Regions from separate parts of the Homo sapiens genome. Here region 2 is linked to region 1. Evidence: chromatin loops called from intact Hi-C (ENCODE). Cell type or tissue: heart right ventricle. All regions are shown on one strand.

Region 1 (5,000 bases):
CTACAAATACTTAGACCAGTCATTTTAACCTTTTTGGGGTTACTGATCCCTTGGAGACTAGTGAAACCTTTGAAATCTTTTTCTAGAAAAATCTTTATATCCACATGATCAAAAAGCTATTAATATATGAATGTTGGAAGATTTACAGAAGAAGCCGGTCTGTGAAGTTTAAGAATCTGAGGAACCCATATTAAATACTTCTACTTTGGTCAAATAAATTCAGATTCCTCCCTTGTATTCAGCAAACACCAGAAATGAAAGACCCAGAAACCAAAGAAACATCTTCTCCTGGCTCCATCTCCTTGACTTCTCAGGATGAATCCTGGGAAGCCCCAGCCACATCACCAAAGCCACCACACTCAGGCATGCAATTGGAGCTCTGTGCAAATGTGGCTCATCAGGGAGGTGAGTGGGAACTGGAGTCCAGCTCATGTCCTGCCTGCCAGCCCACTGCTAAGTTGGGCTACATTCACCAAGAGTGAGTGTGTTTTCTAATTTGCAGAAAGGAGTCTGTGTATGGATCAGTCAGTGTCCTCCATGACATCTACCCCTGGACTATGTGACAGCCAGAAATGACCTATGGATAAAAGTCCCCCATTCCCCAAATCAAAAAGCCCCAGCACAGCTTACTCCCAGATGGCTCCCTGCAGGTTTAAGGCATGGCACTGGAATCTCAGCTTAGTCCAGATAGCCAGTTTCCTTGTGTCCAGTCTCCATTCTGCATGTGAGCAGCATCGAGATGGTCATACAGTTTTTTGTTGTTGTTGTTGGGAATCCAATTTCATAGACACGACTTGCCAATTGTTATTCATCACAATGCGTGTGAGATTTAAACAATAAATATTTCCTCTTTGCTTGCCCACCTGCTTATCCACCACAGCTTATCTATGCAATGTTTTTGAAATGTGAACCATATTCCTTTCTAATAAGAGCCAGACTAGTTTTCATTTTCCAGTAGTGGAAACTTCACAGTGAGGATTTTCTGCCTGGTTGGTCTAGTCTGATTATTATTATTATTATTATTATTTTTTTTGAGAGAGAGTCTACCTCTGTCACCCTGGCTGGAGTGCAGTGGCATGGTCTCAGCTCAGTGCAACCTCTGCCTCCCGGGTTCAAGTAATTTTTGTGCCTTAGCCTCCCCAGTACCTGGGATTACAGGCGTGTGCCACCATGCCCAGCTAATTTTTGTATTTTTAGTAGAGATGGTCTTCTCCATGTTTCCCAGGCTGACCTCAAACTCCTGGACTCAAGAGATCCACCTACCTTAGGCTCCCAAAATTCTGAGAATATAGGCATGAACCACTGTGCCCTGCCTTATAACCCTTCTTAATTGACCTTGTCAGCTATGTGGGAACAAAGGATATGCACCTGAGTCTTTTATTCATGCCCCAAATATTTCTGAAATACCTACTATGTGCCAAGCACTGGAAAACCCAATAGAAGATAGAGGTAAGAATAGGTGATGATAATCCATCTTGGAAATGCTACCATCTGGGGTCTATGCCATTAGATTAAAGCTTGCTAGTTAGATCTTCCTCAAGAAGACATAAGGCCTTGACCACATATCTGTGAGGGCCATAACTTCTCTGGTTTGATTTTTGTACTAATAGCTTCATATCAATATGAAGAATATTCTTGGGTGGCCAAGAGAAATCTGCCTAAAGGCACAAGATTAATCCACATGGCCTTTAAGGTCTCTTTTAAACATAATGTTGTAAGGCATTGACAGACAAATCAATCCTCTGAAGTTTCATCATATGCTTGGGTGAGGAGGAAGCTGAAGGAGTCTGAAGGAGTCTTATTTTTATTGAGCCCACTTGTTTGAGCTACAGAAGAACTAGGGTGTGGGATTTGTTCCAAGCCTCCCAATTCAGGACCTCCTATCCTTGACTGAAGAAGACACTGTACACCAAGCTTCAGGGGAAATGGGACAGCCAGAGTACAGTACAGCCAAACCACCTTATTCTAAACCCACATGTTATTTCATCTTTGCTCTCTCTGTATCTCTGCAAGCTTCCCTTTGCCTCCTGGTTTTGTTCGCTTACTTAACCCTTCAGATTCTGACCTCTCATGTTCTTGTGGCCTTGCACAAAAAGTGTTTTCTTTTCTTGACACAAGGTGTTCAGGACTCATTTGGGTGCTGTGCCTCTCTGATGTGCCTCACCATGTCCCTCAGGACCAGCACCAGTAAACAGTATTTCCCATTCCCAAATGCATCTTATCTTTTCTGGATCTTACGCCCAAAGGTTGGATATTATATTCTGGTACAAGTGATGACCAGAATGACAAAAATACATTGCATTTCTCAGAGGGCCTCTACCTGAACAATGAGTGACCTGTCCCTTCACTGAGCATGGCTGCAAATTATACTCTCTTGACTGTCTCCTCTGAAAGCATGATGGTGCTGAGTGCCTGTTACCACCTAATCAATCATTCTGTATAGCAATATCTTCATAGTAAGAAAGTCTTTGAGAGCAGTGAGGGATCTGAATGATTGGCCATCCCAGTGGCTTTTGAGTGAACTTTGAGCCTAGATCAGAGGCCCCCACTAGAGACAGAGTTAAGAGGGCTCCATGGAAACACTGTCAATTTTCATGTTGGAGGGAAGAAGAATTTTATCACAGTGTAGCAGCCCTCCTGGCAGCTCTTAGGAGGGTGTTGATGTGTCCCTGAGGTGAGTTTCAATGCCAATATTATGTCAGTTGGGGTGTTGGTGAATTGTTCCAGAGCAGGTCAAGCTATGCACACTTAGCATTATTTTTTACTATTAGGAGCAACCCAACAAAAAGAAAATTTTCTCTCATCCAGGGACATAACACAAGGGGAAAAGAAGACGGAAAGAGGTAGAGAAGCAAACCAACAGCTCCAGTACCATGGCGAATGACAAGAACACAAAGCTCCAAAAACACTCTCTTGGGTTATATACTTTAAATAATAACTGTGTCTGGGAGAGAGAACTATCAAGGGCCACATGTATTTACATAAATGCTCCCATCCAGAAGAAAAGATGACTAGTTGGAATGGGTTTTCAAAGATTAAAGCAACAAAGGCAGTTGGACCATTTCCATTATTATATTTTGTATGGAATTCATGTAACTCATTTGTGTTGTTGTTGGGTTTTGATAAAGAGGCAAATATACCCTGAGGTACATTTTGTGAGTGAAGAAAATAAAAAAGAGGATTTTGAATAGATTTAAGAATGATTAACACTTTTCAACTGAAAAGCCACTGTGCTTGCCTATAGGGATTAGTGAATCTGGGTTTCCTGAAGTCAAATGCTGTTTCTCCAATGCATAAAGATAACTATCTTTTATTTCATGTGAAGAATGTGAAGGTAGGATTTGCGAGATGTTAATCTTTATAATAAGCCAATGGTTGATTGAAAAGTTAGAAGAAAATGGGACAGCAGGTATGGAAAAGCAGTTTATGACTGATGAGAAGGAAGAAGAGGAAGAGAAGAAGAAGAAGAAGGAGAAGGAGGAGGAGGAGGAGGGAGAGGAGGAAGAGGTATGGGGTGGGAAGAAAGAACCACCACCACAGTAATGCCCTGGGTTTGTAGGCTGCTTTAACATTTATAAAATGCTCTCATCACTAGAATATACACTTCTTAAAGATAGAAATTTGTCTTAACTATCTTTGATTCCTCAGTTCTTAACATAATGCCTGACTAATGGTAATAACTCAATAAGTATTAGTTTCATGACTACACTAAAGAAGAGTTGAGTGACTAAATTTACTATTTTATTTAATTTTTACTATAATTCTATGAGCTTGGATTTATTATCTTGGTTTAATATATGAAGATTTCAAGACATATACAGAGTAAATAACTTATGCAAGATCACATAAGCCAAAAGTACAGCCAGAATTTCAGTCCAAGTTTTCTGTCCTTAGCCAGGGCCTTTTTACAGTAACAAAGCTCAGATTCTTGGATGACTTAGGATTGGAACTGATTTTGAAATGAAACTTATGTTGGGTGTAGAAAATAAAACAAGAAAAGAGATACTTTGCTTTACTTTTTAAGGTCAATTGCTATATCAGTCAGCAATTGCCACAATAAAGCTGAGTCCCTCAGACTCAGTGGCAGACAACAATAAGTGATTCTTTTTAGGATAATGGGTCTGTAGGTTGACTCAGAGCAGATGGATTAATACAGACTGGGCTCAGCTGGGTGGCTCTGCTTCTAGCTGCTGATTGAGTTGCCCTTGCTTCCTTCTTACATGTGGGGCTCAGAATTCTTCCAAGTGTATTTATTCTGGGACCCATAGAGAAGGGCATTCAGCTACCTGGGGAAGTTATTCTTATGGTGATGATTGAAGAACCAGAGATCAAACCATCCTTGCATGCACATTTCAAGCCTCTGCCTGCATGTCCTGTGCTAATATCCCATTGGTCAATGTGGTAGTCAGAATGACCTCCAAAGATGTCCATACCTTAATTCCTGAAACCTGTGAGTATGTCACATTTTATGGCACATGGGACTTTACAGATGTAGTTAATATTATGTATTTAATATTATAAACCTTAAAATAGGGGGATTATCTAGGATTGAGTGGACTCAATTTAATCATGTGTCCTTAAAAGCAGAGAACTTTTTCCAGCTTGAGTGAGAAAGATGCAGCCATAGAGAAGTCAAAGAGACTTGAAGTGTGAAAGGAACACAACCCACCATTGTTGGAAGAGGCCACACGGAAAGCATGGGAAGAAATGCAGATAGCCTATAGGAGCAAAGACTGGCTTCCTGGTAACAGCTAGCAAGAAAGGGGAGATCAGTCTTAGCATTACAAAGAACGGAACTCAACCAGCAATTTGAGTGAGGTTGGAAGTGGATTCATTCCTTGAACTTACATAAAAGATCCAGCCCTGCTGATTTAGGCCTTATGAGACCCTAAGCAGAGGATGCAGTAGAGATCACTGAACTTCTGACCTACAGAAACTATGAGATAATAAATGTTTTAAGCTAATACCTTTGTGATAATTGTTTTAAGCTGATACCTTTG
Region 2 (5,000 bases), 120 kb after region 1:
ACACACACACACACACACACAAAAGATGTGTTCATCTTTTTTGTTAACCTTTACTCTGTCTTACTAGCCAATAAAGGTTATGAGCACTTCGATAAGATTCAGATCCTTAACTTGAACACATTTGCTAAGCTAAATAATTGTGAAATTGTGATTTAAAATGTGCTGGTGATATGTGGGCATTATGAATATAGTTTTGTTGTTTTGTGCACTTCTGTAAAGATTCTGGCTGGGCAGTTACAGAATATAATTACTGCAGGGTGCTACTAAATAGAGAGGATAAACTGTTCTTGGAAAAGAAAACTTCTTGGTTCTGGTAAAAATTCTCTTGGTGATGGCATACATGAAAGGAGCAGACATAAAAGGACAAACAAAAATAGCAATTTTATCAGTGTAAACAACCCAGAAGTGTCATTGAATGGAGTCAGGAATGCTCAAGGTACACTTCTAATTTGTATTGTCATTTTTGGGGTAGAAGACAAATGCCATCACAGGTTAATCTTAGCACTACTGCCAGGGATCAAACCATGAACTGACGGTCTAACCCCAAATATGTTTATGTAATTTTTACTAGACATCACATTTTCCATTCTCATTGAAATTAGTTCACCTTCTAACTCTTTTTGTATCTGACACAAATTATTTTAATGCATATGCCTGAAGGCTCCTGTTAATTTAACAGGCAAATATGATCTGATATCTTCTTCATTTTAAGTTGATAAGATAATGTTGAATATTTACACGTGCCTTTAAATATACATGTGAAAGCCAGCAGTACCTTGAATATTTCAATCAGCAGAGGATAGCCTGAATAATAGATAGAAGGGAAAGGTAAATTAACACAAATCAACATGTAATATTAAGGAAAGTGCTATAACAGTTCAAAGTAATTCCTTAAACAAGTTCAAAATTCTGGTTCTGATGGCAATGACTCCTAATTAATGTTTAAGGAAGAAAGCAAATAACCATCATGAAGAAGTAACATGCAGCAATGCAGTTTGGTTCAGTAAGCAGTCACATAATCCCCTTTGAATTACCTTCTATGGAGAAATGGGAGTAGAAAACAATTACCTAATAAACTAGTTTGTTATCTGTAATTTTCTAGACAACAAGAAATCAATTATGGAAACATATTCAATCCATTTTGAACTAGAATAAATATACAAATGTGTAATTATACTAAAAGAAGGGTGAAAAACATGTGGACCTTGGTATTAGAAAGGAAAGAAAAAATGCAATCTAAAACAAAATGTAATGTTATCAGCAAAGCAATGAGAAGAACTGGTCGGGGGTGGGAGTGGTGAAGAAAAAGGCAGAGGATTTAAGAGACCTGGGTATGAGACCTGTCTTTCAATGACCAACTCTGGAATCATAAATGAGCCGCTCAGCCCCTCTGGGATTCGGTTTCCTCTGATACAATGACGAAGTTGAACTTGGTGGTCTCCCAGATCCATTTCAGCTCAAACATTCTGGGAACATTGCCATTTCATGATGGACAGCTTAAATGGAAAGATCACTACTTCGTGCTTAAGAACTGGACCATATGTCCTTTTGTTTTTCTAAATACCTACTCAGTTCTAACTTTTGCTGGTGTCTGGTGTCAGATATTAAGTAGTGGTGATGTGGCATCATTTAAAGGGAGACACAATAATTAAGTAGCAGGTGCTCTGTGGTAAAGTAAAGTTCACTAACGTAGAAAGAACGAAAAAGGAAAGCAGTGAAGAAGCCACTGACTGCAATCCATGAGTGCCGTTCAGAGACTGGCTACGGGGGATTCATTTCATCCCTGATCCAGAGCCCCATGGCAAGGGCTCAGAGCATCTACCAACTGTGACTGTGGAGACTGACCAGATGGTGCAGGGGGATGCAGGATGTGTATAAGACTATAAACAGGTTTACTGCCATGTTCAGAGCCAAGTACCAAATTAGATATTCTCCAGGTGTTTAAATGGCCTAAGAGCAACAATAAGAGGAAATAAGTATACAGCTGAGAAGGAGAAGGGACACGGTGTGATGAGTGGCCAGCTGGCTATGTTCCTTTTCGTCTGATCTCATCAACCTTCAGGCCAGCCAGGTGGGTCCCAACAGTCCGACTTAGTACCTGTGCCAGGGTTCCACTCTTTTTGGTCTAGAAGTTTTCACTTCACTTTTGTCTTTAGCTTCTTCCTCCTTAACATGGACCTCATGACCCTTCTACAGTGCCTGACATGGCACAGTCAATGATGGACAGTTTGTACACGGACCTCTAGTTGTTGAAAGAATGTTGTTTAAAAGGCAAACTACCAGGATAATGCAAAAACATTTGACTGACAAGCAAACAAGGGGTTGTATTTGGATATGGATGATTTACATACAAAGTGCTGGGGGAACAAAATAGGGTGAAGTGTTGGCCTGGACACCAAGAGTAAGAGAGCTAATGTTTTATTAAAGAAAATGCAAGGACATTTTGGAAAACTTCTTGGAAATCTAAGAAAGTATGAAGGAAGCTATGCTTTATAAGAAACAAGAACAGAAAATAACATGGAGAGAAAACTCTTCAAATGAAAAGTTAGTAGGAACAGAGGAAAACACAATTGGCTGCAATAGAAATAAAGATAAATAATTGCAAGAAAATAATAAAACATAATAGGCAAATCAAAATTCACACTGCAGTAAGCAACTGACATAAACATGAACAATAGGAATGGATGCAAAAAATAAAGACGTAGTGAAGGAAATCTTCATGTACTTAATCAGAGTAAAATTAATTTTAAAAAAGTTTATTTGACATATCTTAGAAAAAATAATCAAAAGGATGAAGAGATATCCTAAAATGATTTTTTTTTAAGTTGCCTACTGTGGAAGATTGAAAAAAAAGTGGCCCCAATTATTCACTCTTCCTTGATCTATGCCCTTTGTAACATACAAAATTTGCAGTTCCTCCCACTAAGAAGTAGAGTGTATTTCCCCTTCCCTGGAATTTGGTGTTCATCTCTGATTTGTTTTTCCCAACAGAATGTGTCAGGAGTAGCTATGCACAAGTTCTAAACCTTCCTTGGAACCCCATCATTTGAACAAGCTAAGCTTACTTGCTGAAGGAGAGAGAGCCCAGTTGCCCTAGTCTAGGCCATCAGAGATCAGCCAGCCGCCAGTGCCCAAAATGCAAGAGATCTCAGCTAAGATCAGCAGAAGTATCTCTTCACCCCACATCTGACCACAGAGGCATGAGAGAATCCAACAAGACCAAAAGACCACATAGATACATAAAAACTGACAAATAATAACAAAGAATTATTGTTGTAAGCCACTGAGTTTTGGATCTTTTCTTACACAGCACTAGCTAACTAACTTACATAAATAGAAACAAAAAATGTTACATGCACATGCTCTTGCATAAACACACATACACATGCACACACACACACACACATTTGCAAAAACATGAAAAAAGTTGAAATATTTAAAACAGAGTGTCCAATCTTTTGGCTTCCCTGAGCGACAATGGAAGAAGAATTGTCTTGGACCACACATTAAATACACTAACACTAATGACAGCTGATGAGCTTTAAAAAAAAAATCTCATAAGGTTTTAAGAAAGTTTATATATTTGTTTTGGGCTGTATTCAAAGCTGCTCTGGGCTGCTTGTGGCCCGCGGGCCATAGCTTGTACAAGGTTGGTTTGAAACGTCCTTAAGGGAAATAATCAAAACTCTAATACCTGCACAGAAAATTGGCCAAAGGACCTGTTCAGAAAATTTTCAGAAGAAATACAAATGACTCATAAACATCATAAACTAGTCAACTCTATTGATAAAAAGAAACAATCGTTAAAGCAATGGAGTGTCATTGTTCCTATATTAAGTCGAAACAAATTTAAAAACTCATGAGGCTCAGTGTTGAGCCTGGCATGGAAAGGCAGTCACTCATAATACTGGTGGGAATGTAAAATGACACAGGCGCTCTCATAAGCCATCTCCTATTATATATTGCTGTGGTTTACTGTGTTCCTCAAAAAGCATGTGCTGGAAATGTAATACAATCATGTGGGACGTGGGACCTAATGGGGAAGGTTTAGGTCATGAGGGTTCCACCCTCATGAGTGGATTATTGCCAATTATAAAAGGCTTGAGGCTGCAAGTCTGATCTCTTATTGCCTTCTCTTTGCGTGCTGCCATGCGATGACACAGCAAGAAAGACCCTGCCAGATCAGCTCCTCAATCTTCAAATTTCCAGCCTCCAGAACCATTAGCCAACAACTTTCTCCTCTTTATAAATTACCCAGTCTGTAGTATTCTGTTATACAGGCACAAAATGTTAATGCCTGCATTATATAGCTATACATGCAGTATTTTGAAATAAAACAACAGAAGAAATTATCACCAAAAAAATTATCATGTTCTTTCACCTATTAGCCATACTTCTCAAACCCTATCTTAATGAAATAGTTATAAATAAGGACAGAATTTGATAATATAAGAATTTCAACAATAAGAAAGTGACTAAATAAGTTCTGGCATATCCTTATATTTAAAAGTTATGCAGCCATTACAAAATCCATATGTAAAGAATATTTACCAACATGAGAAAGCATAATACAAAGAGAAAACTTGATAAAAAATTTAGGTATATAAAACATGAGTACAATTCAATAAAATTATATGTGTGCATGTATATTTAAATCTAGAAGGAAACACAAAATCATGCCAACTAGTCTCTATACCTGCAGGATTATGAGTGATTTCTCTCTCTCTCTCTCTCTCTCACACACACACACACACACACACACACACATGCAAACACGCACACATAGTTTTGAGTGAACTTAGAGGTCAGTTCCTGGCCAGCTCATTTTAGAATATTTTTCATCAATGACTGCATAATGGCAGAACATATAAACTTAACAGCTTTGGGCCAGTTACTAAACCAGGAAGCTGTATGAATTCAGACTGGCATTGTTAAGTGCTGAGGTGAACAGAAATAAACAGGATGAGATTCAAAAGGGGCCCCTGCTGGGTCATTTACAG

What was found. A loop is a pair of places that touch in the nucleus more often than their neighbours do. Peaks named below come from ENCODE experiments on the same cell type or tissue, not always from the same donor. Only the 100,000 strongest peaks of a DNase experiment are listed, where the experiment ranks them.
Region 2: it touches region 1 in a loop (4-fold over the local background); 7 of 110 quality-filtered maps call a loop at or near these places.

Annotation. Positions count from the first base shown.
Region 1 is chr5:16,005,570-16,010,569 of GRCh38, forward strand. No RefSeq gene overlaps it. Among named protein-coding and RNA genes, the nearest start is that of MIR887, 73 kb to the left of the region's middle. In heart right ventricle, no CTCF peak of the experiment used is centred here; a DNase peak (open chromatin) is centred at 2,657; H3K27ac peaks cover 1,383 bases.
Region 2 is chr5:16,130,262-16,135,261 of GRCh38, forward strand. The region is part of intron 2 of MARCHF11 (membrane associated ring-CH-type finger 11); the gene reads right to left. All of the region lies in intron 1 of MARCHF11-AS1 (MARCHF11 antisense RNA 1), which reads left to right. Among named protein-coding and RNA genes, the nearest start is that of MARCHF11-AS1, 3.6 kb to the left of the region's middle. In heart right ventricle, no CTCF peak of the experiment used is centred here; no DNase peak of the experiment used is centred here; H3K4me3 peaks cover 2,171 bases; H3K27ac peaks cover 2,051 bases.